Regions from separate parts of the Homo sapiens genome. Here all the other regions are linked to region 4. Evidence: chromatin loops called from intact Hi-C (ENCODE). Cell type or tissue: heart left ventricle. All regions are shown on one strand.

Region 1 (8,000 bases), 250 kb after region 4:
CTGGGGCCAAGTAATAGGGTTGTTTCAGGATCTACAGCTGGTACAGAATTTGGCTGGCTTGTCATCTGAGGCATGGGTGTGTGTGATTCATACCAGATATCTTGGCAGATGTTTCTAGTGACAAGACCAAAGGCAAGTGTGACTATAGCCAAGTACACAGGGGAGTGAGGTCAGTTCCTTGTCTGTGGCTGAGACTGCCGTTGGCAAGCCTGACACCTGGGTGTGGGCCTATCCTATCAAAACAGTCCTCTTCAGTATTGCATTCCACTAGGGATTTGCAACCTCCTGCCAGGCTCCCAAAGCTCTCACAAAGGCAATTTTGTCCATAGATGACTGCCAAGTTAACACTGCTATAGGGGGGTGGGGCATGAGTTGGGGACTGTCTATTCCAACATCACCTCCTTTTCTTTTTTTTTTTTTTTGAGACGGAGTCTTGCTCTGTGGCCCAGGCTAGAGTGCAGTGACATGATCTCGGCTCACTGCAAGCTCTGCCTCCTGGGTTCATGCCATTCTCCTGCCTCAGCCTCCCGAGTAGGTGGGACTACAGGCGCCCGCCACCACGCCCAGCTAATTTTTGTATTCTTAGTAGAGAGGGAGTTTCACCATGTTAGCCAGGATGGTCTCGATCTCGTGACCTAGTGATCCACCCACCTCAGCCTCCCAAAGTGCTGGGATTACAGGCGTGAGCCACTGCGCCCGGCCACCTCCCTCTCTTGAGAGACTTTTGACCAAGCTCCAAAGACATTGGTTGGGTGTTGCTGTTGTGGGTGGTGTGGGACACAATGTTTAAATGAAAACCCAAATGATGAGTAGAAATTGTCAGATGACAAGACAGGGAAAGAGAAACCTAATTTGGGAGGATGTCTGTGGGCAGAGATGAGGCTGGATAAGTAAGAACTGTTGTTTAATTTGATAGAAAATTAACTTCCTGAGATAGCTGGACAGTTTGTTCATGTGTGTCCTGGCATGCTGCTTCTTCCTTATGAGATGAGAAATAAATTTCTAGAATAGACCCTGGCCTGGAATCTAGCTTAGTTCTTTAATGAATAAGATTTGAAGGTAGGTAGGAATTGGTTTCTACACAGGGTCCTAGGAAAAGGAATTGGTATCGTTGTATCATTCTGGTAAACAAATCCTTCACCAACATAGGTCCTAAAGGATATTTAACAAGAGGGGCAAGAAAATAAGAGTCTGAGTAAATTTCTTTTTTGTTGTTGTTTCTTCATTAGACTAACTACCTGATTTTCTTTAGGAAAGTCTTGATTTCTGTTAATCCTTGGCTTATTAGATGGAGTGTTCACCTTGCTCTGCTACCTACTTTCATGGTGTATTTCCCTTCCTAGCAAATTGAGAAGGCTTATGCCAAGACTCAATTTCTAACAGGAAGTTTATTATTCTCAAGGGAACACACTTTGGGGAGAGAAGCATTATATTAAAAATAATGGATATACTTTCTCATCTTGAAACATACTTATGAGCCTCAAGGGCAAAGTAGAGGTTCCCTAGAAGAGAGCTACAGAAATGAAGAAGAATGAGGACTGAGCTCTTTCTGCGGGTAACCACCATTGATGTATTGGCTGTAATATGGAGCCAGGTTGACATTTTGTTTTAAATATTTTTCTTCTGATGGGTTTAATTTCATTACATTTCCTAGCTCCACCCATGGGCACTACGTTTTATGAAGTCAAAATGAGTCAGTAACCATCTCCCTATAAACATAGCAAAAACTGACAGACACTAGTGTTGGAAACATTTTCAGTCCTGTGATTGTGGTTTGAGTTTTGGATGTAGCTCACAGTAGATGGACCTTGGTAGCCAGGAAGATAATAGTATTTTTTATGAATCAATAATGCCTTAGTTTACAAGTCTAGTTTTAGGTCCTTATAAATGTGCTTAAAAAGACAAGATACAGACTGTAAAGTTGAAAAAGTTAATAACCCAATTTCAGTTCTACTTGTGTCAGTTATGAGCCACATGATCTTGGAAAAATAGTTTATCTGAGCTTTAGATTTCTTATCACTAAAGTAAAAATAATTTTAAAAAAGCAATTGCTGTTTATCTCGCATTCACCATGGGTCTGCTTGTATTCTAAGTGCTTTACAAATATCAACACATTTAATTATAAGAAAATTGTGAGATAATATTATTATTTTTATTTTATTGATGCAGAGACTGAGGTATCACAAGGTAAATCACTTCCTCAGTGTCACAAGAAGTAAGGGGTAAATGGGAGAGCAGGCAGTCTGGCTCACATCTATGTATGTTTTTAACTACTCTAATGTTAATTATGCCACCTTAGAGGGTTTTATGAGGATAGAGGAAGATAAAAATATTTGCACTCTTCATTTATTGCTTAACAAAAGTGCACATGGTTGATACGTGAGGTCTTATCAGGAGCGTGAGCCATTACTTCCTGAGATAGCCGAATAGTTTGTTCATGTGTGTCCTGGCCTATTGCTTCTTCCTTATGAGATGAGAAATAAATTTCTAGAATAGACCCTGGCCTGGGAATCCAGCATAGTTCTTTAATGAATGAGATTTTAAGGTAGGTAGGAATTGGTTTCTACATAGGGTCCTGGGAAGAGGAATTGATATCGTTCTGGGATGGTATCATGGTTGAACATGAATGTGTTATGTCTTAGGATTTGCCTGAATATATGGCCAACACTTTTTTTCTCAATCAGGTAATTATTTCCTTGGATGGTCTACTATTTTAAATAGAATGAAAAAGAAAAAAAGTTGTAATTTAGGATAGCTCATAGAAAGAAAAATGTCAATTCCTTAAAATGGATGTGAAAGAGAAAAAAAAAGTGAGGAATTTGATTTATGGACTGAATCTGATTTATGCACTGAATTATCCAGAACAGTCTAATCCCTGGAAAAAAAATAGAAACCTCGGTGACTCAACACAATAAAAGCTTATTTTGCACCATGGTCTGGTATGGGACCTTTGGGGGCATCTCTTCTCCAAGCAGTGACTTTGGAATTCTGGCTCCTTCTATCTGTGGCTCTGCACTCCCCTAGGTCCTTAGAAGAGAAAGAGAGTGGGAACATTTTATAAGCCAAACTTATCAGTGGCTTACACTGTTCTGCTCACATTTTGTTTATCAGATCTCAGACACATGCCTCAACCTAAGCATAAGGGAGACTGGGAAATGTAACCCACCTCTGCCAAGGAGAAAAAAAGATACAGTTCAGGGGACTACTTATTAGTCTGCCACAGGAAACTAAGCTCAATAATCAAAGAACAAAAGATAGCTTAGTTTCTCTGGTAGATCATATTTTTGGCCCTAATTATTTATTCTTTGATTCCCTCTGAGAGATTAGACATTCTCCCCAATTTCATGTAACTTGCAGAGTCCCCAACTGTGGAAGGAATATACTTGCTCTCTCCATTGAAATTAAACTTGCTATGCTACTTGCTTTAGCCAATAAGATGCAAATTATACCACTTTCTGGCAGAAACTTTAAGAGCCATTGAATTTTTGGCTACTGCTCCTTTTTCTGTGCCATAAGAACAGCATGTCCCCGAAAGAGCTGGTCCTTCAACCTGTACTCTGGAATGAGAAGACCTGTAGAGCAGAGCCAAATAGAGCTGAATAGAGTAGATTGGAGCTGCAGCAGCTGCAGCTAACCAACAGCTTCCAGTATAAAGCAGGAGTTAGGAAATCAATGCTTGCTCTGAAAAGCCACTGACAATTTAGAGTTATTTCTCATATCAACAAATTGAACTAAAAAGTCTTCATTTGGCATATGAGTAATTCCATTGCAGGTAAGAACATTAAAGTTGGAGCAGTGCTGATGAGTAAGAGATACAAACCAATCTTTATTTTTCAGAGCTGACTCTCACAATTGATGTTAGTTTATATTTGAGGTATGTAAAGGCCCTCTACTTATTCTGCAAATAGTCAATCAACTAGCCATGTCATTCTCCTCCAACTGCTTTATTTCTAACTGAAATGAAATTTCTAGCAATAAGGTCACTAAGTAGTCAGAAACTAAACATGTTGTTAATAATGATAATTATGTACAAATTATCATTCTAAGAATAGGTAAATATTATTAAGGGAGAGTGAGAAGGCCTGGGAGCAGGGATTAATTACAGACAGTCTTCCAGTAATTTAAGAACAAATATGGCCAGGTGCAGTGGCTCACACCTGTAAGCCCAGCACTTTGGGAGACTGAAGCACGTGGATCACTTGAGGTCAGGAGTTTAAGACCAGCATGCCCAACATGGAGAAACCTGGTCTCTACTAAAAATACGAAAATTAGCTAAACGTGGTGCATGCCTGTAGTCCCAGCTACTTGGGAGACTGAGACAGGAGAATCACTTGAATCCAGGAGGCAGAAGCTGCAGTGAGCCAAGACTGCACCATTGTACTCTAGCCTGGGCAACAGATCTATTTATGTCTCAAAAATAAACAAACCCCACACATAGTAAAAATTGCTGTAATATTTTTAATACCTTGGGATATTAAAAGCAAAGTTTTGAGCAAGTAGAACAAAAATAGTTATGTTTTAATAAAAGAAGGAGAATAGGACGTGTCAGGGGCATATTGAGGACTAGCAGGCCTGAGTAGAGCTCTGAGGACTGCTGGGGAGGAAATGGCACAAGGACTGGGGGGTCTCTGGATTGGGACGGTGGGTAATTAGGAAGCTATTGGGGTATAAGAGGAGTACTTTATCCATAGTTGGCCCTATTTACCATTGTTGACAGATTTTACAAATAGTTTGAACTATATAGTGATAAAACTTGGATGAAAATATCATAAATTCATTGGCTATTGGTTATATAAATGGAATCATTACAATGGTTATATAAGTAGATTTGAGATTTGCCATTAGTTTTTTTTTTCTTTAAAATATTAGGCTATACGCTATAATGTAAATTGATGTTTTTCTGGCATATTTGTTTATTAAAATTATGTTGTATAGTGTAGTTACATGTTTGGGCATAAGCTCGGATAGGGTATAAGGTTTAGATGAGCACTAGGTCATCTTAATGATATCACATTTGGTTTGAATTGAATGATATTCTGATGTTGGGCAAACTTTAGGTTTGACCCTGGGTGATGTTAGTGGTAGGTTTCTTTTACTGGTTGCAAATAACAGAAAATCCAACTTGAAGTAGCTTTCATGATAAAGAAAATTTGTTGTTCACATCACTGAAAACACTAGAGCCATGTCAGGTTTCAGGCTTGGTTTAATAATAAACTGGCTTTGACTCGGTTTCTTTGTGATATTGTCTCAGCTCTGCCTTGTGTCATGTGTCTGCTGTCATCTTAGGCTGGCATCCTAAGTATGACTGCCAGCAATAATCTGGGCTGCATGCTTCTTCCTTTGCATTCAGGAGTAGGAGAGTGATTGCTTTTCACACTAAACTAACAAAATTCTTCAACTTTACTCTGATTCTTCCAACCTGAACCTGTCATTGTGTCCAGGGTAAGCTCAGGTGCCAGTCAGGTTTTGCTCACTTCTGAAGCAACCACTGTGATAAAATGAAGGAAATTGGATTCCTTGACTTACGCTACTCAAACTACATGGCTGATACGCAATGGGGAAAGGGTAGTTCCTTAAAGAAAGATTCTTAGGTAGTAGGCAGAGTGGGGATAGTTCTTGGGTAAGCAACTGATGAATGTCCTGTGCAGATGACATGGATTCTGTTACCAACTCTTACTTCCAGGCTTGTTGAGGGAAGTGGAACAATTCAGGGCTTCAGAGACAAGCCCATCTGCATTCTGGCCTCATTTATGTCACATACTAGTGCATAACCTTTACAACTCTTATAAACATCAATGTTCTTATCTGTGAAAAAGAAATTATCAATATTTTCTTGACCTCTAGACATCAGTGCTTTCCAGATTTGCCATTAGCTAATGAATAGCAATAATGTAAAATGTAAGATGCATCTCAATTTCAGCAAATGTAAAATATTTTTAACAACAGTGAATCTTGGATCTGAAGATTTGGTAGTGGTATGGCTTGACATTGAGGTTTGTTTTAAAGATTTGCTAACATGGCATGTGGTAGGCAAGAAAATATTGCATTATTATCCATCTTACTTGGGCCTGGTTAGTTATTTTGATGGGGGTTTATCACCTTGGTTTCAGTATTAAATTTTTCTCAAACTGGACATGAGTATTTGGGCAAGCATTTCTGTGCTTTCACGTATGAAATGAGTGGTTTGGATTGGATGATCTCTAAGTTCTTCCAGTTTTGTAGCTGTGAATGCTGGCACTAATCCACATTCCTACAACTAACCTGAAATTTAAGCAGCCTCTGAGATTTAGAGGGCAAATGGCTGAATGGCCTTTTCCTTCTAAATTATGCTCAGTGTTGGCCCACAGACCCATGAAAGCCAAATCACCTCTGTCTGGTTTGCAATATTGCTGGCACCAAGCAACTCACCTTTTAACAAACCAATGTGGAAAACTTCCAGTGCATCTGCCACTCTAATTTATACTTTAGAGGATAAGGCTGTCTGGAAAGACCATGGAAATGACTAAATTTATTCCCATTTGTTCAATTACAGTGTCCCTTTTAGAAAAGTAGTTTTGTTGTTCAAGATTTGAGTATTCACCCTTGTTCCTGGAAGAGGCATATGCTGTCCATAAGACTAGCAACATGAAAGTAGTTAACACTTTGACAACATCTGCAAATTTTCCCCTAAACAATTTTTCTAAAGAAGTATAAGTCAAAAGTCTGCATGTCAAAGACCGCACTGCTCTAAAGATTCTGCTTTTCTATTTATGACCAAAAGTTCAATGGTAAGAGGGAAAACTGTCCATTTTTTTCTAATCCTTTCCTCATCCCATTCGTTTTAGATGTATGACCACCTTCCTGCTAAAAATGAGATGACTCATCTTATTTCTCCATCTCCTTGTTGATAATGAGCCCTGTTTTCTAGCCATGTAAGAGCCATGTAAGAGCAAGTTAGGCCCTTTGGGAAGTGGAATTAATACTTTTAGGCCAATAATCTCTCAGTAAGTGTAATCAAGCAGCTATTCACCAAGGATTGTACATAACACAACTTTGTAAGTGTACTGAATAGCTCCTGAAGAGTTAATTCTTCTGGAAAAGGAGAGGGGAAGAAAAATATTCACGATAACTATATCAAGTCTTTGCCAGGCATTTTCACATATATTAATGTATTTATTCCATAACAGTATTAGAAAATAAGCAGGATTATCTCTATTTCTGTCTGAGAAAGTGGAATTTCAGATGGAATATGAAACCCAGGGCCAATAAATAAAAAATCATAATCATAAGCATGCAAATTTGGCTACAAAGCTTTTTATGCTCTTCTTAATGCACTGTGATAATCTGAATTTTCATTTTACAAAATTGTGCATTGATCATTGTAATAACAACACATTGAATATTTACTCTGGGTCAGGCATTATGCCAAGTACTTTACATGCATTATTTCATTCAATTCTCATAACAAACCCTTCACTTTTTTTTTTTATTATACTTTAAGTTTTAGGGTTCATGTGCACAACATGCAGGTTTATTACATATATATACATGTGCCATGTTGGTGTGCTGCAACCATTAACTCGTCACTTAACGTTAGGTATATTTCCTAATGCTATCCCTCCCACCTCCCCCCACCCCACAACAGGCCCCGGTGTGTGATGTTCCCCTTCCTGTGTCCATGTGTTCTCATTGTTCAATTCCCACCTATGAGTGAGAACATGGGTGACAAACCCTTCGCATTATCTTTATTTTGGAGATGAAGAAATAGAGCTAGTAAGGAGCACAGTTTCTATTCTCTTCTCTACACTGTAGCCAGATATTTTTTAAAAGATGAAAATCTGATTATGTCATTCTCTTGGGTGAAATGTTTCAGGGGTTTTCCCTTCTCACAGGTATTGTGTTGTTCGACCCCAGCTGGCTCTCCAATCCCTTCTTGCTTCACTTCTCCCCACAGCTCTTTGCGCTGCAGCCTCCCTTGTCTTATAGTGGGGTTCCCTCTTGCAAGAACATTCTCCTCCCCA
Region 2 (8,000 bases), 890 kb after region 4:
AATGTGTCATAGGAACAAATGTGGTGTTCCCTCTGAGACAACTACACTCCCAGGTGCCTCTTCCAACACATTTTCGTTCTCTTTTTATCATGGCATAGACAATTGTCAGCACTGCTGAAAACTAAATACAGAAAAAGTTGGTTGAGGTTATACTATTCCTTTCATGCTACAATGATGTAACATCATTAAGATCAAAGGGAATTGTTAACTTTCCTCTAATAATAAAAAACACACAAAAATACTGAAACCTTGGATAGGCTTACGAACATTTTAAAAGGCAGAATAACTTTCCCTTACTCAGGATAAATTTTGCCTCTTATCTCTAAATATTATCCTACTGTTTGACAAGAAATAAAAAAATTACTAAATCTTTCACATCCCATATTTTACTGCTGTCTATATTTTACATTTGATATAAACATTTTACAGCAGGTATTGTACACTGAAATTTGGATTCATTTATCTCATAAAAAGGAATACAAATGATGGATTGAAACACCCTGGTATCTAAAATTCTAAAAACATTAATATTTTTACTGAAAGTTATAGATTATATTAACACCAGGGTATAGTCAGTGAAAATACTCCCTACAGTTTAGTGTCAATAGTCTGAACAGCAGTCAGTTTTCCATAAAACATGAAAGCCAACAAATTCTGTTATTGGGTAACAAGCTGATCTAAGCCTAATCTATAGTTATTTACTTGAATGGTACAAGTGGATAAAAACATGTAACATCTTTTAAATGCTTATAAAAAATTTAAAGATAAATGCTAGTTTAATTATAGTCATATGCAAATAGGTTTTATTGTTAATACTGAATATAAAGTATAAAAACATAAATTATAGTCTTATGATAGAGACAAATGTCAGCCTTAATTGATGACACTCTATAAGCAATTTTCTGCTTGTAACATTTGTTTTAATTTTCTCACACAAATAACAGAACTTGCATTCATATAATTAAACATACATGGACTATTAATATTTTTGACATCATCTAGGGAATTTACTTAATTACGCTTCACTCTCTAAAACGTGTATTTACTGTTAAATTCTGAAGTAAATAATAACATTCAACAATATTTTCTATACCTCTGGAATTATAAATCCAGGACTGAAAACAACCCATGGAAGCTTGATCATCTCTCAGGAAAAATGTTCTGTAAGTCTGGAATATATACAAGTAATATTATCAATCACTAACTGTAAGTAAATAATTAATATTATTGTAAGGGCTATTATTTAATCTTTTAATCTACATATAGGATAGGTGTTTCATTTAACTTATAAAAATAATTATATAAAAATAAGAATTATTACTGCTTATACAAATTTTGAGGCTTTGCAATTCTGCTGCAGTAATATGGCTAAAAATAAATTGTACAAAGAAACACTTAAGGACATATAATGTGAAAGTATATGTGAATACAGTCAGAAATATTCTGGTAATGACTAGATATACGAATTTAGAGGATTGTTTTCCTCATCTTGTTAAGGTTTATTTGTTTATTTATCTTTATTTGTATTCAATAATCTTTAGTCCTAGAAAATTTTAGGGGAGAGTAAAAGAGAGTAAAGACATCCGTAAATTGTATGATTCATACTATGACCCAAAGACTGAGATCATCAGATATTGCAGAGAAAAAAAATCTTTTATTGAAACCCTCAAATAGTTTAGCCACAGTATAAACTGTAGAAGATGAAATGATGAACAAATATTCAATGCTCATACCCAAAAACAGGGGTTTTCAAGATTATTATGCTTCAGGATCACCCTGAGGGTGTGTTAACACACAGATCACTGGCCTTCACTCCATGCTCCCTCCTCCTGAGTGTCTGATTCAGTAGGTCTGTGATAGGGCCCAGGAATTTGCATTTCTAGTGAGTTACCAGTTGCTGCTAGGATAGAGACCACATGAGGGTCCTCCACCCAGGCTGTACAGTAACTCATCTCCGGAATATTTATCCCCTAAGTTCCTCGCATAATTTATTGTTGGGGAAAGCACTGTTGTTTTCTGAAGCTCTCCATATGAAAGGGCAGTCTCCAGGAATTATGTAAAACTTGAGTTGGGCATTGATATACGGATTGGGTCCACAAAGTTTTAAAAAAACACAAGAGGATATTTACTGATAACAATTACAGTTACATAGCATTTTCAACTTATAATGTATTTGCTTATGCTTTTTCTTGTTTAACTTTGGTCTTTACAACAACTCAATAAAGGAGGCAAGTATTATAATTTCTTTTCTTTAGAAAAGTGATCTGAAGCTCAGTAACATCCTTAGTTCATAACTTTTGTATGCATGTTTGCATAATTGAAATGAAAACATTCTGGCTGCAAGTTAAGTGATTATGGCTGTATACCCTATGCACCATATGCTTATTATGTCTATGAAACAGTAATGAGGCCAACATGGCCAGAAAGACTCCATTAGGCAGTAGTGAAAAAAATATGTAGGATATTTGGATAAAAGTAGATATGCGTAGGGTAGGACAAGACTATGGAATGTCTTGAAATCAAGTTAAGGAATTTGAAAGTTGTAGCAATCAATAAAATCAGTGTAAAATACTATCCTGCAACAGAAAGACGTGCAAATCATACACATATATAATATCTTACTATTTGGAATCTATTTTCTACTAACTTCAGGAATTGACTCACTCCAAAGCTGTAAAAAGAAAACAGAACATGTGTTTCTTCTAATTGGTACAGTCAGTCTCATTACAAATCCTGATCCCCAAAGTAGGAGGCTGGCGGGGGTAGAAAAGGAAAAGATACACAACTAAATTCCATGCAAGTTTTCATTCCAAGACTATTTTCTCCTGCTCTTCATTTTCTCATTAGGCATTGAGAAAAAAGTGTGGTCTTCTTGGCTGTGGGAGGCAGCATGGCTGGATCTCATGCTGGTTGCTGTGCTTTCTCTGCTGTGCTCTGTCTGGCCCAGCCCATCTGAGACACTGAGAGCTGTTGCTGAGGGCCACTGGCCTAACCACCACCTCTTCCCAGGCAAATGCACATTTGGACTGGTGTAACTTGTGGCCTGTTCTCTTTACATGAATAGTGCTGACCAACCCCTTCACTCATTCCTCATAGGTACTGTGGGCCCTACTAATGACTCTCTCACTTGGCTTACATAAGCTGCTCTCTAGCTTTTAGTAAAACATTACTATTCTTCATGGTAAAGACATCTGATAATCGTCTCCATCAGAGAAGATGACATCTTCCTCTTTGTCTTTCAGGAGATGTGCTAGGTTATGTCCACTTAGGAAGCAGGACCCAACATAGCACTAGACATACAAAAGACTTATTGGGGGAAACAACTGGTTGATGATAGAGGAGAGAGGCAGAGAAAGGAGGGTGAGCTTGCAGATCATGATGTGTAGGTTTGACCCCTGTGAAGGAGAAGGGAAGGAAGAGTTGGTGTGGAGAGTCTCAGACTGTAATGCGGTTCTAAGAAAATTTCTGCCAGTCATATAAAGAGTCATTGAGCTAAAGTCTTCCATTGGCAGAGTTGTGTGTCTCTCAGAAATTAGTCTGCATTATTACTACCAGCATGCCCAGTTGTTGGCTAGAAGGAGCCCAGGAAGGGTGGTCTCTATTTGAAAATGATGGATCCGAGGAAGGCAGCAGCAGTGACTATCGATTTTACCCCAATAATAGAGAACTGTGTGGTCTATTTTCTCGGCCACTGTAGGCGATGCTTCATACAACACAAATCTACTTCTATATGCAGGTTTTGGAAGCAGTTACTTATTGGGAGAGGCAGTTCACCATATCCCCCGAGCATTCCTGTATGTCCTTGTCAAGTGTGCCAAATTGCAAATGGCTAACCACTGTCTGACTGTGAGCAGTTTCTGTATCTAATTATGTGGCAACCAAATAGGTGAAGACCAGCACAGCATGGCTACTGTATAACTGTCCACTCACTAGAAAGGAAACTGTCATTTTTGCTGCCTGCCACAAAAGATGCTAGGTCTTCGGCCCTCAGTTCTTTAGCTGCATCACAATGCACTCTTTTAGTCTCATCTGGGATACTGAGATACCTTATGAGACTTGGAGAAGGGGAGAACTGATATAACCATGTTTATGTTTCTGCTGTGAGTATTAATATGCAGACTTCCTATTATTCGCCAAGTCTCACTGATGCCTTTGGAGTTGTGGCAAGCTTAGTCCTGCCTTTGTCTTTGAGGTTGGAGCACTTTCCTGACAGACACAAGGGGAGGGTTGTTGAGATATACAAACTTTTTTTTATTTTTCCCAGAGGAGAAAAGACAAGGGCCTTATGTGCCAGTTTCAGTGATATGAATTGCTCTTGCTCAAGTGTTGGAAGACAGTGGATGGGGCAGAATAAGTGGATCTTGAGTGCTGCACTAGTTAATAAATAGGAGTAAGTAAATAAATAGACTGAAAGGTAAGAGGTAGGATTGAAATAAGCAGCCCAAATGGTACCATGATTTTTGCTTGTTCTCCTATAAAAATGGAGACCGGGAAGTACTCTGGTCCAACATCAGGAAGGGAAATATAAACTACCTATGTCAAAAGGCAGGTGCATTTGCTTGATGTGTCTGGGGATTTACATAGGCTATGTCATAACAGAGGTTCCTCCATGGAGATTGGTCTCCTCCTACTGGAGGAACTGAGAAGTTAACTGGTTGCCCTAGGATAAATTAGCCTTTCAGCACCTCTCCTACCTGGCCCTGAACCACCACATCCTGATTTACTATCCTTTAGGGAGATTGTATAATAAAGGTAGATCCAAAGTCCCTCCAATTCCAGAGACCAAAAGCTTTAGTCATGGTAGGGACACAGTGGGGCAGGAGGGAAAGTGGAGTATACAAACATTTAAGGCTTTGTTTGGATAACAATGCTCAAGTGGCTGTATAATCCGGTTCTCTTGAGAGGACTGGACCACACATTCGATTTGCTATATTTGGAAAAAGAGGTATATGAGAGAATGGAAGTATCTGTATCTATATCCATCACATTTACTGTGCTGCTACAGGGAACTTGAAATGTCTTGTTATTGTGCCATTAATGAGTGGGTTAAGATGTGCAAGTGAGACTTCTTTCAGGGATGATTTGATGATATTATGATGATTGGCTCCACTAAAACCCAATAGTTCAGGGGTGACTCATTCATTCTGAGCCCTTGGAAATCACGTCTTTCTCAGGCTAGAGTTGTTATACATACTCATTCACAGTTATAAAGGAGCAAGGGACTACTAGGAGGCAGCCAAGTCAATCAACTGAAGTGCCTACACTTTCTTTCCCGAGTCATCTTTAAAAACAGTCCTACCTTATTGTGGTGATCAAGGTTAATTACCTTGACAAGATACTGACTCTTCTTTTTGAGTGCTGGTCCCAGAACCCAGGCAGTCAAAATTTCTCTGATTTGTCAAGACCTCAATGGCTTGTCCTTAATGAAACCTTTGCTGTGGTCCCTGGCAAGAATATGATCCAAGACCTTCAACCTTGCAGAATCAAGAAATATGAGGATAAAATCATGCAGTGAGTCATTGGGACTTAACGGAAGTGGGGCTACTTCTATTCCTACTCCTTGCTTTCTGCAGTGATCTGTTCTTCCCATTGAGGACAGAACACTATATGGGCGGGTGGTGGGTGGAGTGTTCTTTGACTTAATGGATATGCACAAAGGATAAAAATCCATCCTTGGAGAGTGTTGCCTCTGAGTTGGTGCTCCAATTCTGCCTCTAGAAGAATACTTCAATGTTCTTGGAGGATAACTAGTGGAGTGTGTGGTATATGATATAACCAGTGGATCTCACAGTCATGGGCCAACTCACACACCTCTGCACCATGAAGTGGGTTGCCTGTTCAGATGCTATTTTGTGTAGGATTCTGTGACTGTGCATGAGGCATTCCATAAGCCACTGAATAGTGTGCTGACTGGGGTTCTTCAAGAAGGAATGTCAAATCCCCACACAAACTGCTGGCACATCAAAGACAGAAAGGTCCCAATGTAGCTGACTTGCTGCCAAGTGTCATTTTAGTTTCCTTGAAATATAATGTCATGTTGACATAGCTACATTGGTCTCTGTTGCTGACAGGTTGAATCTTTAGGAGCGGCAGAAGCTACTCAACCTTTATAAATGGGAATTAATGCTGATGGGCCTATCACTGCAACCAGGGCCATTTTATTGATGTGCCATTTCACCAGTTCCAGCGCAGCCAATGATGAAAGCTGACTAATGTCAAGTAGTCAACACATTTGAATATTTCATCGTTGAGTGTCTCTTACGTAGTGAATGTTTTCTCATGGGTGTTAAAATGTGATACAAAAATCTTCACACTTTGTATACATTTCCATATGTCTGTTCATATGCTGCTACTCCAGACCTCCTTCATGTCTGGTCTCTCGATTGACATTACCATTGGGTATCTAGTAATCAATATAAATTCTCACCTTGGGCTACATATTTTTCTGAAAAAAAGTGAATGACCATTTGCCCTGGTTATCACTCTGTCTACAAGGAGGATTTTTCCTCACTGTTGTCTTTCAAGGCAATTTTTGGAAAAATGACATAACGAAGCAACAGTCCATTTTCAACTGATACCCACACATAGAGTCAATTAATGATAATACAAACGCAGGCCTTTTTTTTTTTTTTTTTTTTTTTTTTTACCTAATCCACCTGATAACAAGATTTCTCTCTGCTCATAGGATAAGCCAGGGGAAAGGAACTGGGGCAATTGTGGTGGGTGGCATGGAGGTCTGGGCTACCTGTGATGTAGCCTATGAAGGAGAAGAAGAGGGAAGAAGGATTGGATGGAAGAGTCTTACATCAAAACGCAGTTCTAGGAATGGTTCAGCCATCCCCATGGGGAGTCCTTGAGTCAAAATTGCCTGTTAAAGAGTAACATTTCACAGAAATGGGCCTGTATTCATAGCCTCCATAGACATAGTCAGACTTTCAATTCTGCTGATTTGATTGCATCAATTCCCTGATGCAATGTACAGGGAGCATTGCATCAGAATTGTGTATCTATATGTCACACTCTGGATGCTAGACTTGACTTGCTAGTGGTCTATCAGCCTCCATGATGGAATAAAGTCACCCTGCATAGCAGGCTCTTCCCAAGTTTACATACAGAAAGCAGGCTAACATCCATCCCTGTGCTCTCAGTTTTCCTTTCAGCCTTTGAACCCACTTCAGACTCTCAGTCCTCCAGGGATCAGCACACATATATCTCATGAGCTTGACCCTTTCTCCCTTCACAGTATCCTCTGGGACTATAAATTATTGGCTTTTTTATTTCTTTCTCTTATGATTGGGGCTTTTAATATTTCATATTAAATTGAATTCTTACTCAGCTTAACATCCTGGATTTATTAAATTTATATGACCTAATCAACAAAAAGTTTCTTTATATGTCAATGGAAAGTGAAAGTTTTAAAATCTTCTGAATATGCTTGGTTTTCAAAACAATTGTCATGAGATGATACTCTAGCAATCCAAAGGTGAACCTATTTTTTTTTTACTTCTTTCTTTTTGTAGTCCTCCTGTAAATCCTATTTATCCCTGAAGCAAATAGTTGCCTCTGGCCGACTAAAGAATAATCCCAAACAAAGGGAACCTAAAATATAAAAGTAAATATTTTTCAAAAAATATGATCTTCATTATGTAGTCCTGACAAATAAATGACAAAACAAAGCAAAGGATTATAAGTGTCAAAAGAGAAAGCAATCTAACTGGGGAAAGCAGTCAGAGAAAGATTAACAGCCCTACGAGTTTATGGTTTAAGTGATTGAAGACTGAAAATTTTAGCCTTCCTGTTGTTATTGTTGAAGGGGTCCCATTAGCCTGCTGAAGATAAAGTGTGTGTAAAGACAGTTGGTGAGCAATAGGAAAATCATATTTCAACCATATGTCCATGATGCACACAGCCTGGCTTGTACATCCCTGAGCCTGAATCTTGAGCATGGGTCTTCTTTGCTCAGGCGTTGTCACATGGAAGTATTTAACCTGTGGAATGAG
Region 3 (8,000 bases), 170 kb after region 4:
GTGAAGAGATATTAAAAAAAAAAAAAAAAAACCTAAACACCAGAAGTCAGCCCCCGCTTGCTTCTCTGGTGTATTCTACTCTTTCTATCCTCACCAACCTTTGCATTTTATGCTGTCATGCTTCTAAAATATTATTTTTTTAACCACCTATCAAACTGCCTTTAATTATATGATTTTTTTATGCTTAGAATGTTCTTTCTGCCCTTTTTCATCTGTCTACTTTCTATTCATCCCTTAAGTCTCAGTTTAAGTATCTTCACCCCTAGGAAACCTTCACATTGAACTAAGCAGCCCTCTGAGTTCCAGGAGTCCCAGCCCTGTATGCATAATGTGAAAATGATCTATTTGTAGTTCTTTCTCTTTCTCCAGACAATAAGCTCTTCTGGAACAAGGAATCTCTATTCATTTTTGTATCCAGGCTTTCACATAGTTTATGCTTCATAAAAGCTAAGTCTGTAATTTCTTACACAGATCTAAATTGAATATTTTAAAAGACTCCAAATATTACCATCCAACAGGATTTCCAAATTTATTCACAGGATAACTTCAAAAGATGAAAATATGCTCCCACTGAGAATATTAAATAGAATATGGTGCGTACCTCAAAGGCAATGCCAAAGGGCAATTTAAAAGAAGTTTTGAATATTGCTTGCATTGGTACAGTAAACAGAACATCTCCCTCAGATGAACAATTTGAAGAAGTAAACAACCATTTGGATATATGTTTGCTAAAAAACATAAAAATCTTATGTTTTAGTATTCGTCTTCCAAAAGTAATCGTACCGACTTTCAAGTCTAAAGAAGTGTGACTTGGAGTCTGTGACAAAGTAGGGCTCCAATAGAGCAAGACCAAATGGAGAAAAGGGCAAATTTAATTATTTAAGAATCCATGAATTATGATCATAATAAAAACCATGAGCGTCCCTGAGGTTGTAATCAGTCTAACATCTATTTTTGAAGGCTTTTCCTTTTCATCTGCCTTTTGTCTTTTGTTCTGTCTTTTGTCCTTTTATATCCCCTCCTGGATATCTATCTATCTACCTTAGCGGTACTATAACTCCTACTTGAGCAGGTGTGACATCCCCTACAGCATTTAGAAAAAGATTTGTTTAAGAGGACAGGTACACCTGCAGCATGTTATTAAATGAAGACTGAAAAACTAGTGAGAATGTAAATCATCCAACAAATTGTGCATCATTAATTCTCGATGCCAGCTCGATGTAGGAGAACGAAAATCTGTACCTCCTACCAAGTGTGCTGTAAAATTTTTCAAATTTATTTTGATAGATCTGTGTTGCTGTAAAACACACAGGACCCCAAACTCTTAAAAATTAAAAGCATTACAGAGGATGAACTTAATGACAGCAGGGGACATTCTTAGTTTTCTTTTACATTTTACCGGAGTACATACATTTGCTGGTAAGAGGCATGGTTCTCAATTATCTAAAAAATGAAAATAGGATAAAATATTTGACAAAACTAGAAAAGTTCATATGAACCTATTTTTGCTGACACCTAGAAATCCCTCACTGATGTGAAACAATTGTGCTCACTGCCACATCTGTAGATTTCTGGTGCTGTTTTGCAGCTGAGTGTTTAGTGGGAGATCTGCTGGATCAAAGCACAGCTCCCTTGAGATAGAATAACACACACATTCTGTGTTGCAAAGACACAGGAATTTTGGTGTGTGTGTGTGTAATTGTCCATCTTTAAAGGGACTGAGTTTTCTGAGGCTACTGCTATATGACCCTACATGATTGGTAGTTGGGAAAAATCAGCTAACTGGTTAATTTCTATAGATCAAGCAGTTGTGGTGGCTTTTCTGATCTTTAAATCTTTTATCTAGTTGTATTGATTGGGATTGATTACTGAAGTTCTCATATAAGACATCTATTGTATATTGTGGGATGTATAGAATCATAAGAGTGTGGTAAGTAGTAGGTTTTCTTGGTTTAATGTCTTTGTATAAAGAGAAAAGACTCTGGGTTTTAGTAAGAAATAACCTCTCATTGACTTTAAGCTGGTTTCCTTAAACTCAAACCTCATTGCTTAAATTTTCATAGGACTTACATTGTCTGCCGGGTTCAGTTCAGGGTCTTTAATAAGAACTCTTCTCACATGAGGAAACTAAAGTGAAAACAAGCTAATTAATCTCCAAATTATATCCTGAAATGAAAGCAGATGCACGTTACTGCAAAGCATATCTTTCCTTGGTCCTCACTGAAGTTGCCTTAAGGAGAGGCGTGGAAGAGGCCACTATGGCAATCAATGAACAAAATCATCTGTAATTTTAAATGGAAACAAATTGATATCCCACATGAATGGTTTTCTTTTTCCCTGCAATACAATCTTGACATATTACAGCAATATCTTGAGGAGTTTATTTTGGGGATTAAGTACAAATAGCAATGCAAACCTGTAACCATAGTCTAGTGCCCAAAGAGACCACATTTTGTGTTGAAATAATACACAATAGAGAAAGCTGAATGGGTAAAATAAAATCCTTCTTTAAGAAAAATAATCTCTTCTCTGAGTTATTAAAGTTTGCAGCCTCCTTGGTTTTCGATGAGCTTATTTAAAATCTACGGGGGGAAAATTAGCAGCTTAAAATGCTGACAGCATGAAAAAACAGTGAGAAATACTCGATTCTTCAAGGAGTCCTTCCTTCACCCCCCAAATAGTTTGATTTTTCCTATTTATCTCCTTTGTCTTTTGATAAAAAGAAAAGAACCCTTTGAGAGGACAATTTTGAGGTCTTAATCCATACTTCTTTCCAGTTTATCTTTTACATTCAAAACAAACACCTTTAAAAGAATCCTTTTTGGTCTGGTAGTGCTAAATGCTAAGCTTAGGTATCAGCAGCTAATTAGCTTCACATCTGGGGGGATTGTCAATGAACTCTATCTCCTGAATATTTATTTATGGATTTTTAAAGAAAAAGCTATTTTCTGAAAACTGGAGCCTATGGAATATTCTTGCATCACGTCAGTTCAATAGGAAGGGTGGTGTATGTTGGTTCATCTCAAACCTACCTTACTGTAGATTCAAATAATAAAACTCAGTGTCCGCATTGTAATGAAAGTGTGCCATATTGATCTCACGTTAAATGTTGCCTTTCATTTCAACATCTTAATTGGCTTCTACTTTTGAAGAAATTTCACTTTATGCTCTGCAAATCCTGTGCCAGCTCTAATGTTCTGAAAGCTCAGCATCCCTTTTGTTTGCTTGTTGGTGTCCCTGTGTGCTATCTGGGGCTAGGAAAGTGTGCTGCCTGTGTTTTAGAGAACACCCAGAAGTGGTGAATTGCTACACAAAAGAACCTGTATTTCTGTCATGGTGGGACTGCATGCCTTATTACAGACCTGATTATTGCATAGGGTATTACTGTACTGCTTTCTCTACCACCATCACTACCTTTGCCAAGGCCATTGTCAGTATCTTCATTGCCTCCTGCACATTTTACACTGCTGCTTTGCCAACACCACCACCACCTGTGCCAGTGCTGACTCTCCTACTAGGACCGTTGCTGCAGTTTCCAACGCTGTCACATTCCCTGCCACCCCAGCAGCTGCCTTCACTAGTGCTGTTGCCAACACTGTCATTAGTATCAACCCTGCTGCTGTTCTCTTCTCATACTGAGGGACCTCTCGTCTTTTTCTGACTTTGACAGAAAAGCAAAAATCAGCATCAAACTGAAAAACAAACTAGAACAAAATTGCTCCCTGGGGTTCACATAGCCTCATTACTATTGTTTCTACTATTTCTCTGAGCTAGAAACTGAGAATTCAGGGAATCTCAGGATTTTTTAGGTTTTTTTTCATTTGTTTTTGTTTGAGACAGCATCTCATTCTGTAACACAGGCTGGAGTGCAGTGGTATGATCTCGGCTTGCTGCATCCTCTGCCTCCCAGGTTCAAGTGATTCTCCTGCCTCAACCTCCCAAGTAGGTGGGACTACAGGCACACACCACCATGCCTGGCTAATTTTTGTATTTTTAGTAGAAACAGGGTTTCACCATGTTGGCCAGGCTGGTCTCGAAATTCTGATGTCAAGTGATCCACCCACCTCAGCTTCCCAAAGAGCTGGGAATTCAGGTGTGAACCACCTCACCTGGCCTAATCTCAGAATTTCTATAATCCTTTTACTAGACTTTGGCCATGCTTTCACACCAGCCTGTGGGAAATTGAGGAGGGTAAGTACAGAAGAGAGACTCAGAGGAATAACCTTACCATTGAATGAGTTCAATTAATCCCACATAAGCTTGAGATACATGTTTATCCAGGAAACAGGGCATTTGATATTCCCCCCACTGATAGAGGTGCAGGAAAAAAAGAACAGGAGGTGGTAGATAACACAACTATGACCAGGAGGGGTTCAGGGAAAATACTATGCTCAGGTAAAACCAATCATTATTGGGGATTGATTTTTGGGAGAAGACTGTGAAATTTAAACTCAAACTGAAATTTTCAAGTTGTAAAGTTGACAGAGATATTAACAGCAGTAGGAAATCCAGAAAGAGGAGCAAGTTAAGACATAAGTAGAGCCAGAGTTTAAACCTGTTAGTTTTTTGTTATCAGTGGAACTTAAGTGTAAATATATCTAAGAGGAAACAGGAAATGCATGGAGAGGCTAGGCTGAAGATACAAATTTGGGAAAAATTTAAACAGGTGATGGCTATAACTAAGAGTGGGCAAAACTAGGGAAGATAAAAAGGGAAAATCTGAGCAGACAAATGAGGACTTCTGTATTTATGTGGAAGAAGGAAGGACACAAGTGGGCAGAAGAGAAGAGTAAGAATAATAGAGGTAAAGTTGAGATTGTAACATCTTGGAAATTATTAGGGGAGGAGAGAGTTTCAAGAAGAATGGAATGGCCATTATCAAATCATGTGTAGGCATCGAGAGAGAGAACTGTATTTGATCATTAAAATGTCACAATTCATTCTGAGACTGCCGTTTTACTAAAGCAGTGTTGACCAAATTCCTGTTACAAATAGTTGAAGAGTTGAGTTGACAGATCTTATCCACTTGTATCATATATTACTCTTACAAAAGGTTTCTCAGGGTGCTTCTTCAAGGACATGCTGTAAGGTTATAATCATATGAATGTGCAAAGATGAGAGCCAGAAATTTTTATTGCAGCATTGTTTGTAATAGAGGAAAATCAAATACGTAATGGAAATAGCCAATACAGAGATTTGGTTAAATCCTCATCAGTCAAACAAAATGCAACCATTTTAATGAAAAAGATTTACTTCAGTTGATGTGGAAAGGCATTTGTGATCAATATTGGTAAATGAAACATACATTTATAGTATATGACTGTATTAGTCTGTTCTCATGCTGCTAATAAAGACAAACCTGAGACCGCATAATTTACTAAAAAAAGAGGTTTAATGGACTCACAGTTCCATGTGACTGGGGAGGCCTCACAATCATGGCAAAAGGCAAAGGAGGAGCAAAGTCACGTCTTACATGGTGGCAGGCAAGAGAGAGTTTGTGCAGGGGAACTCCCCTTTATAAAACCATCAGATCTCAGAGACTTTTTCACCATCAAGAGAACAGCACAGGAAAGACCCGTCCCCATGATTCAATTGCCTCCCATCAGGTCCCTCCCACGACACGGAATTGTGGGAGCTACAATTCAAGCTGAGATTTGGGTGGGGACACAGCCAAACCATATAAATGACCAATTTCATTAAATATATTTGCATATATATTTTTGGACACCATAAAATAATGACACTGTTTATTATTGGATGGGAGGATATCAATTGATCTGATTTTTTTTCTCTTTAAATTTTTGTATTTTTGAATCTAAGTGAAAAGTGGCTACCACTTTTGTAATTAAAATGGGAACAAATGCAAGAAAGGATAGAGAAAATGGTGACTTGACATGACTTCAAGGTCAAGGAAAGGATTTGAGGCTAAAGAATAGGGCGTGGGTCTAATAAAGAAGAAAAGGAAAGGAGAACAAGGGAAAAACTTAAAGATCCAATGAGAGGAATAAACTGAATGAGCAAGATTTCAGAAAATCTTGCAAAATGTTAAGATCATACTAGGCTTTATTCCATAGAAGGCAAATTCTGAAGTGGAAGGAGGAAGAAGATAGGATGGCTAAATGTATAGAAAAATGTGTACATATATAGATGAAAAATTCAGATAGCTCAGGTCAGATGGACTACTACACCTTTTAAAGAAAAGGTCAAGGTGAAGTCTGAACTAAAGGTAAGAGGATATGCATGGGGAGCTGAGAAAAATGGAGAAATTTTTGAACAATCACAAAAATGTAATAGTGACACAGGGAGGAAAACGATGAGTGAAGAGTGTCAGGAGTGCAGCGGCAATGGTTCAGCCTGAATTTGCAGTGTAAAATTTTGTTTTAATTCCTGTTACGTGTTAATAGGGTTAAAGCCAAGCTTCTAATCTATGTCAGTCTTAGAGTCCATGAAAGTGAAGGAACACTTCCACACTAATCATGAATGATATTGAGCTGCAATTGATCCAAGCAGTGTTTGGGAATTAAAAAAAAATGTCTTGACAAAGCTAGGTGGAAGCATAGATACAGTTACTCACGTACAGAAACTATCTGTGTCATCACAAAATGCATTTTCAAGGACATAAACACAGTCCTGATGGCAGGCATTTTATTAGGCCACTAAGTTCTTTAAATTTTCTATAGCTTTAAAAATCAAACTTGCCTGACCAAGTTTTCTAGCCTTCTAGCTTTTCACATGCTTGCAACACTTTTATTAGCTTGAATTAGGGCTGGCTTTGCCTTATGCATCCGGAAGAGCTGATAGAAAGATGTTTCTCCTGCTCTTCCTAAGGGATTCAGGTTAGAAGCTTCACACAAGGGCCTTTTCAATATTTCTGAATTATTTGAGAAAAATTAAGCTGATCTAAATATATTGATAGGCAGTTATTCAGCTGGTGGTGCACTTTTTCATTTCCTCTCAGTTTAAATGCACAGAATTGCCTTGGAAGAAGTACTGCATTATGGAAGAGCTAAGACTGATAGTCCAAAGTCCATTCTGTATTGTAAATGGAAAGGAGGTAGACAAGGAAACATAAAGATTAAAGAAAAGATGGAATGACTTTTTTTCATTCTGTCGAATGACTGTTTATATTGGGCAATACTTCAGGCTTGTAGGTTCAGCTTGAAAGTTCTTCAAATCAGAGGAGCCACTTAATATATAATAAAGAACAGTATAGGCAAGTCATTTATAAAAATGAAAACATTTTATATCTGCTTTTTTACAGAACAAGTTTCTCACTTCTGAGACATGGCTTTTTTTTTTTTTTCCTGAGATCAGGGAAATATGAACTAGGGGAGCTCCACATCTAACAAATGAAAGACAGCAGAAATACATCAGTTTAGTTTGTTGTGATATATATATATATAAAGCTATAAATAGGCAATTACAAAGATGTATTTATTTGTATCTATGGCAGTTATCGATCCCTGATTATAATATTCTGCCAATAAGATCATAGGCTAATTCAAAACTCTGACCACTTTAAATCAGAAGCACTTCCTAGCAGCAATTTTGGGCTGCAAATACAAAATACATTTTTTTTACACAGGGTGCTCATTTATTTTAATCAAACTCATTAACAAAGGTGTTACAGTAATAAGTCCTGTTTTAATTTTGGTTACTTGATGCCCAGAGTAAATTGACTTTCTCAAGTCACAAGTAAATTTGAGCAGCTAGAATAAGCAGTTCCTTTTGGGATGGCAGCATGTCCGTCATCACACCCTCTGGTGCTTCCTGCTAACTTTTGCATTTTTTCTAAGGATAGTAGTGAAAGAAAAAGGAATAGCAAGCAGTAAGGTGGACAACATGTAAAGATGTTAAAGGGCTCCAGAATTGTAAGAAGGCCCAGGCTCAAGGTCTCCTAGAGCAAGTTAGTTTCTCTGAGGCTCAGTTATTTTTTGTCTGTAATACAGGGTAGCAAGTAGTAACTGTGTTAAGATTTTTGTCATTTTTAACTATGTTGA
Region 4 (8,000 bases):
TAATTTTAAACTTATTTCCCTATTTTAAAATCACAAGTAGTTGTTGTAATATACTTTGCTATTTTACACCTCAATGCTTTTGTACTTGCTGTTACTTTTGCTTGAAATTTCCCAAGTTATGTTTATTTGTGATGGAAGACTCATCCCTGGTGTTATCCCTGGAAGATGATTTAAATGCTAGACCACTTCCAACCCCACTCAGATTAGCTGCTTCTTTTTTTGTGCTCATATACTGTAAGTTTACCTCCTTATCACAGACCTTTTTACATTGTATTATAAAATTGATTTACTTGTCTGACATCTCTTTTACCCCTCAAGACTGTAACACTTGAGGTCAGGAAGCACATTCTGTTTAACATTGTAGTCCAAATGACAAGGATAGTGCATGGCACGTAGTTGCTCAACAGTTCTTTATTTGGATAATGAATAAACTAATAAGATTAATTCAACTTAAAAAAATAACAATTAGCCTTTTGGTTGGCTGACAGAGGAATATAACTATTCTACAGTTTTCTCTTGGTATTGTTGGTAATGATATTTTACCAGAAATTTCCAGTAATAAAAAGTTATTGGAAAAGCAATAAAATTCTAACAATATAAAATTCCAATGATAAAATTCTAACAATTCAGAATTTTACAGGTCTTTGGGGTGGGGGATGTACAAACATTATTCTGAAATAAAAAAGCAAAGCTATAAATGCATCACATATTTGGGATTTTGAGAAAGCAATTGACTCTCTTGGGTTAGACCCCAGTTAGCTGAAATTTTGATTGCTTTTGAAAAATAAAGCCTTTCTGATAACAGATGTCTAATTGTGTCTGAAACCATTCATTTTGGTTGTCAATTACTGTTATGCAAAATACTATCCCCAATCTTAGTGATTCATTGTTCTGTGGGTTGGTTGGGCTCAGCTAGTCAGTTCTCACTTGGGGTCATTCATGCAGTTGTAATGAGATGATTGTTGTTGCTGGAATTATTTGAAGGCTTGATTGGGTTGGATGTCTAAGATGGCTTCTTCATTTACTTATCTGGCATCTCACCTGGGAGTGTTGGGATACTGTGGGCTGACTTCCAGGTTTTTCTGTCTCTAGTATGGCATTCTTAAGATAGTTGGGCCTGTTACACAGTAGCTGGCTTCCCTCAGCGTAAACATCCCGAGACTCAGGTGGAAGCTGATGGCTTCTTATGACCTAGCCTCAGCAGTCATGCAGAATCTTTCTGCTATATTCTATTGGTCAAATATGAGTCACAGGGCCAGCCTAGGTCCAAAATGAGGGAACATAAAGGCGTGACTATTTGGAAGCGTGGTTAATTAGAAAGCCACCTTTAGAGAATAACTACCATTTGACAAATTTTATATGGAATGTGATATTCTTCCATTGTGTAGAATACCATTCTACAAATTACGTATCTTTTCATAATTTCCTTTGGCATAATAAATGTTTTAACATTTTAAATGGTGTGGTAGGCAGAATAATGGCCCCAAAGATGTTCACGTCCTAATCTCTGGAACATATGAATATGTTGGGTTACATGGCAAAAGGGAATTAAGCTTGCAGGTGGCATTAAGATTGCTAGTCAATTAACCTTACGGTAGGGAGAACATCCTGGGTTATCTGCGCAGGCCCAGTGTAATCACAAGGGTCCTTAAAAGTAGAAGAGGGAGGCAGAAGAGGAGGCAGAGTTAGAAAAGGAGACGTAACCATGTAAGCAGTTAGAGCGATGAGATGTGAGAAGGTCTTGGCTTTCCTTTGCTAGTTTTGAAGGTGAAAAAAGGGGTCCATAAGCCAATGAATGTAGGAGGCATCTAGAAGGTGAATAAGTCACGGAAATAGATCCTATCAAAACCTACAGAAAGGAAAACAGCTTTGACTTTGGCCCTGTGAGACCTGTGTTAGACTTCCAACTTATAAAACTGTAGGATAATAAAATTCATTGTCTTAAGCCACTAAACTTGTGGTAATTTGATATGGGAACAATAGAAAATAATACAAAAGGCAATGGAAACTTGAGAACAAATAGAAGGTATATCAGGCCTATGTCCCATCCATGTCATGCATATGTTCACTCCCTGAACAGTGTAGAAAATGACTCTTTAGTCCATCAAGGACCTTTAGTTATGATGTAAATGAAGCAATTTCAGGATGCTGGACCATTTTTATAATGTGGACAATGCTTTCTAAAAGGACATTTGATAGTAAAAGTGATATAAGAAGCTAAGGTACAAAACTTATGATGACTTCAGACAGAGTTACCCCTAAAATTCTGTGTTTTATAGCCTTTTCTCTACCTCAATCATTTGGGGTTGGGAAAATTAAATATTTGGGTTAAATAATCAAAATTCCTGGATAAAAACCCTTTATTCTTTCAAGAATAAAAATAAATCTATGGTATGCTTTCTTGTTTTGGTCAATTAAGGTGCAATTAAAAAAATAAAGCTCCAGGAAGGAAGTGTGCATAGGATACTATGTTATCTTTCAACCTTTTAGAGGGAGGGAGAAAACATGTCAGCTAGTTGGATTGTACTGAGATATTTGCAAAGTCCATCAAAGGTGGTAGGGCTAGATGGATCAGGAAAAATTCCTTCTTGATAAATTTTGTGAGAAATAGTCTGTAATCTCATGGACCATTATCTCTTTATGTGTATTAATTTTTATAGAAATCATTATCACAAAATAATATGTTAATATACAACAAAGGAGAAAATCAATTTGTGAACAAATCCCATCTATAATTCTACTATTCAAAGATTTACCTCTAATCCTTTGGTTATATAGTTTATACCTTCCAGATAAAAACACTCATAATTTTTTAGCAAGGGTGGTATTATATATTATTTTATTGTAATTTTAACTTGATTTTAAATTCAACATTATTTTGCTAACTCATTTCATTTCAATAAATATGTCATCATTATTATTAATAAATTTTATTGAGGTAAGTACATGTATAGGATTTACCATCCTTACCATTTTTAAGTGTACAGTTAAGTGGTAATAACTACATTTACATATCTCTATATATAATTTTCCCTTCATCATCCCTCCTTCTTATCCTTCCTGGCCTTTGGTAGCCACCAATTTAATTTCTATCTTCATGAGATCCACATTTCTAGCTGCCACATATGAGTGACAACATGGGATATTTGTCTTTCTGTGCTTGGCTTATTTCACTTAACATAATGACATTATTATTATTCTTGATGGCTGCATTGGTATTTCACTATATGAATGTACCATAATTTATTTAATCAATTGACATTGTTTGCCACTACACACTGTTGCTCAGCAATGCTGGAATAAACTTTCTTGCTCATAACATTTTTGAGCCTTTGTCAAATTTTTTTTTTGGATACTTTTCTAAAAATAGACTTTTAGGATTAATGTGCATGCATTTTAAAGCATTTTGATATACTCTACAGTTATTTTATCAAGCGAAAATTTCTGTTACCGTAAAGGACATTTTCCTGATCCCTCCTAGTTATTTGATCATTTTGTTCTCGGTAACATAAACAACTCTTCTTTCACATGCCAACGTGTGTCTTGGATGACCACTAGAGGTCGTCTAACAAATTAAATATTTCACTTGTGGCTCACATTTTTCAGTCAGAGGTTGACCTTTGTGTAAATCAGAGAGAAAAATAGTCTAGAGTTAATGCTTGCTAACTCCAATAACATTTAACATTAAAGTCAAATCTCTTTCCTCCCTCCACACCATCACCCACTTTTTAAAAAATGCCTTTGTGTCTGTGGATAACTCAACAGCCTTTGACTGTATTTTCTCTGTAGTAGAGAGGTTGTTTATGGCTTATTTGGAATATGTTTCTTTTTCTTGCACTTACTTGTTACTTTCACATATTTGGTCTCTTATACTTACTTAGTTTATGCCAAACAGCAAATCTAAGAAATCTTGAAGTAAAAATGCCTGTAAATTATTTTGAGCTGTTTTATTAAGGTGGTAGTTTTGCTATTGCATTTCTCCTGCCCCTCTATAATGATGTAGACTATATATGGAGGTACCAGAATTTAAGCAATTGGCATTGCTTTGTTAATACATTTACATCTTGATGAATATGCCATCATCATCATCATTTTTGGAGGCTGCAGTAATTACATGTTATAACCATTTAACATTGGTTTAAATATGTGAGAATTATTTCTTTCTATGCGCTATCATTCTATACATACGGGAAATAAGACAGAAAAGATTACGCAGCAAATATAAACGATTAAAAAATTTAAAAAGTTATGTTCTAAAAATCATCTATGATTTGTTTGGAGATAGGTTAGAGGTGACAAACACCATCTGTGATGGTAAGTTTTATGTGTTAATATGACTAGGCCATGGGATGCCCTGATGTCTGTTTAGATGTTATTTCTAGGTATGTCTATGAGGATGTTTCTGGGAGAGATTGACATTTAAACTGGTAAATTAAGTAAAGCAGATGGCCCTCCCCAAAGAGCATCATTCAATTCTTTGAGCGCCTGAAAATAACTGGATGGGCATCATCCAATTTTTTTATGTTTTGACAATGTCTAGTTCTGTCACCCAGGCTGGAGTGCAGTGGGGTGATCTCTGCTCACTGTACAACCTCTGCTTCCCGTTCAAGCAATTCTCCTGCCTCAGCCTCCCGAGTAGCTGAGACTATAGGCGCACGCTGCCACGCCTGGCTAAGTTTTTGTATTTTAGTAGAGAAGGGGTTTCACCGTGTTGCCAGACTGGTCTCGAACTCTGAGCTCAGGCAATCCGCCTGCCTCGGCCTCCCAAAGTGCTAGGATTACAGGTGTGAGCCACCGCACCTGGTCGGGCATCATCCAATTCTTTGAACACCTGAAAAGAACAAAAAGGCAGAGGAAGATTGGATTTGTGCTCTCCTCTGCCTGTCTGCTTGAATTGGACGTCAGTCTTCTGTCCTCGGTGCTCCTTGTTCTTAAGCCTTCAGGCTGGGTCCGGAGTCTACATCATCGGTCCTCTGGCTCTCAGGCCTTTGAACTACACCACAGGCTTTTCTGGGTCTACGGCTTGCAGATGTCAGATCATAGGACTTCTCAGCCTCTGTAATCAGTGAGTCAATAACTTATTGATATAAGTTATCTCTATAACCGTCTGTCTATCTATCGATCTATCTATCTATCTATCTATCTATCTATCTATCTATCTATCTATCCATCCATCCATCCATCATCTGTCTATCTCTCTATCTACCTAATCTCTATAGGTTCTGTTTCTCTGGAGAATCCTAATTCACCATTTAAATATACACTTGCTAGATATAGGAACATTAGTTTGTATTTGGAACATTTAGATAGTTATCCATATATCAACAAAGTTGTTATAGTGATCAAGGCAGCAGTGAGCCTCCTATTTTCTTCTCTGTCAGACGTTTTGTCCTACCAAACCCATGGCTGGAATTGCTCCAAAAGTGGCGGCAGGGGAATTTCTGCAGGGAAGTTCCCCAAACCATCCAGAGATGGGGCTGGTTAAGATTCTAAAGAAAGAAGCACTAAACGCCAGGGTGATGAATCTAAGGAATTTATTAGGGGAACTTACAGAGCGCTGCTCCAGTCCTTGTGGCGGACAGTGAGAGAAAGGGGCTGTTCTACCTAGGTATGTCTGAAATGAGGGAGTCATGTAGGAAGTTTTTATCAAGGGTTGAGGAATTTGGCTCAGGGCCCGGGGCCAGTTTCTTTTAGTGTTTTGAGCAACAACCTAGATAACTTTTTCAGTGTCTGGAAATGTTCAAGGCCGTGGTTTCGGTTCAAGCCTGCTGGAAAAAACTGCAGCTGGCGAGGTCACAGAGCAGCCAAGGCACTTCATGATTTGGGGTCAGGACATAGAAAGAAAGGGTGAGGGTGAGTCTGGGGGAACCTGCACAGAAGTAACAGGTTTATCTAAATGGTATATGTAATATAATGTAAATTATATGTATTTTTTGTTATAGTTACATTTTTATAGCACACACATATATGTAGACTTCATGTTTTTTTTAAGGTTAAAGACTTATGATAGTTGGTAGTAAGCTAATTTTTTCATCTTCTTTCCCTGTATTATGTGGAAGAGATTCTTTAGCAATCAATCTTTTAAGATATGGACTCCTTTTTAAAAACACACAATAAAATATCATTTTCCTAGAATCATTCAACTTCTCACTTCTTAATTCATATCCCATTTTCCTCCCAAACAATAAAAAAATTCACATAATATCGTCTGGCAATAATTTCTTGGAAGGCCTTTCATCATGGAAAAATGCCTTCAGTTTGGGTAGGTGCAGTGGTACAAATAACATTTGATTTCAGGGTGACCAGAAAACTATCAAACTAAATTGGCTGCTTATTGAAAAACACTCCTTGTATAATCTTTTTTCCTTACCTATAATCTTGTATTGGCAATGGCATAAGTACTGTGAAAGTTCTTCACAGTTTTCAAGCCTTTTGTTCTTAGGACACCTTTAGACTCTTAAAAATTATTGAGGCCCCTGAAGAGCTTTTGTTTATGTGTGTTATACCTAAGTATGTTTAGTAGATTCAAACTAAAAACTGAGAATATCTAAAAATATGTATTGATAATTTATTTTAAAAAATCCCATTACATGTTAAAATAAATAACATTTTAATAAAAATCTTATTTTCCAAAACTAAAAAAAAAAAAAAAAAGAAAAAACACTTTAGTTAGACGAGTGGCATTGTTTCACATTTTTGCAAGTTCCTTTAATGTCCGGATTAACTGAAGACAGCTAGATTCTGATATCTGTTTCTGCGTTCAATTTCTTGCAATATCACTGATCATGGAGCCTCTGAAAAACTTCGCTATATGCTGATGAAAGAATGAAAATAGAACAGTCAAATAGTATCTTAGTATGATTATGAAAATAGTTTTCACCTCATGGACTCCCTGAAAAGGTCTTAAGGACCCACAGGGGTTCCAGGCCATACTTTGTGAACCACTGTGATAGATTATACAAATGTGGCTATCCTTATACATCTTTATTGTAGAATAAAAACATTCATGAGAACCATTATTGCAGAGTGGTATAGGAGTGTTACAGTCTAGGGTTTGAAGAGCAGCTCTGCTATTCAGTTGTTTTGATATATTGGGAGAGTTAAACTTTTAAACCTCAGTTTCCTCATCTGAAAAATGGGGATAATAATATGTACTTCATGGGTTGTTTTTAAGGATTGGTATTCTTAGATACCTTCAATCTTTTGTGGTTTTAGTTATTATAAAGTTATTACTGAGAAACTGATGGACTTTGGGTATATTGATAAAGGACCCTTTCTGGTCCTCCAAAGTGGAGAACCTGGCTCTGTATTGTAAATTCAGAAAACCAGTGGATGGCAAAAAGATATTGTGGCACCTCTATGTAAAATTACTGCCACCTACTACTACTAGTATTATTCTATGTTATAGTGAAGACACTGAGGCTCACAGCGGTCGAGTCACTTGGAAAAGACCAATGCCAGCAGGAGAGGTGGAATGGTAATCTGCATGGTCCACCTACAGAATCCACACCTTTAACTAGTACCCTATACAGATTAACTAGTACTCCTAACTAGTACCCTCTCTAGGTAGTATTTTAATTGTCATACTACAGATTTTGGAATTTAAATCTAGAGTTTAATTTTTGTCATTTTCTGAGTACATTCCATATTATAGAAAAATTATTAAAATTTACCCCCATTATTAGATTTACCATGGGGCCACTGTTAAAAATAAGGGGTATCTAATGTGAAATTTTTCAGTCATTCACTTGTAGTTAGTCACAACTTCAAGTATTCATGAATATTACCATATTAACTTTAGTTATAATTGCTTTGCTTTGCATCTGGTCTGACTTTGTCAGAATCTCATGTTACTAATTGTATGGATGTGTTCTATGACGTTCTTTCCATAGAGTTTCTCACCTCCAATTGTGTAAGAGGTCTACTTTGTTTTTTTCTAACTAATACCTAATACAAAAATTTTATGTTTATATTTATGTAGCAATTACATGGCTGATTCG

What was found. A loop is a pair of places that touch in the nucleus more often than their neighbours do. Peaks named below come from ENCODE experiments on the same cell type or tissue, not always from the same donor. Only the 100,000 strongest peaks of a DNase experiment are listed, where the experiment ranks them.
Region 1: a loop joins it to region 4, with 10 times the contacts of the local background. A loop is called at or near these places in 3 of 110 quality-filtered maps.
Region 2: a loop joins it to region 4, with 4 times the contacts of the local background. A loop is called at or near these places in 27 of 110 quality-filtered maps.
Region 3: it touches region 4 in a loop (2.2-fold over the local background); 5 of 110 quality-filtered maps call a loop at or near these places.

The regions. Positions count from the first base shown.
Region 1 is chr1:193,655,357-193,663,356 of GRCh38, forward strand. The region is part of intron 3 of LOC124904475 (a long non-coding RNA gene); the gene reads left to right. Among named protein-coding and RNA genes, the nearest start is that of LINC01031, 350 kb to the left of the region's middle. In heart left ventricle, no CTCF peak of the experiment used is centred here; a DNase peak (open chromatin) is centred at 225; H3K27ac peaks cover 811 bases.
Region 2 is chr1:194,291,260-194,299,259 of GRCh38, forward strand. The region is part of intron 2 of LOC107985242 (a long non-coding RNA gene); the gene reads right to left. LOC105371670 (a long non-coding RNA gene) reads right to left here. Exons shown (of 3, transcript XR_922390.2): 2 at 1,094-1,169; 3 at 1-121. Among named protein-coding and RNA genes, the nearest start is that of LINC01031, 990 kb to the left of the region's middle. In heart left ventricle, a CTCF peak has its summit at 4,628; no DNase peak of the experiment used is centred here.
Region 3 is chr1:193,578,001-193,586,000 of GRCh38, forward strand. The region is part of intron 3 of LOC124904475 (a long non-coding RNA gene); the gene reads left to right. Among named protein-coding and RNA genes, the nearest start is that of LINC01031, 280 kb to the left of the region's middle. In heart left ventricle, no CTCF peak of the experiment used is centred here; a DNase peak (open chromatin) is centred at 3,532.
Region 4 is chr1:193,403,454-193,411,453 of GRCh38, forward strand. No RefSeq gene overlaps it. Among named protein-coding and RNA genes, the nearest start is that of LINC01031, 100 kb to the left of the region's middle. In heart left ventricle, a CTCF peak has its summit at 3,558 (motif pointing right); DNase peaks (open chromatin) are centred at 5,437 and 5,698; H3K4me3 peaks cover 755 bases; H3K27ac peaks cover 1,958 bases.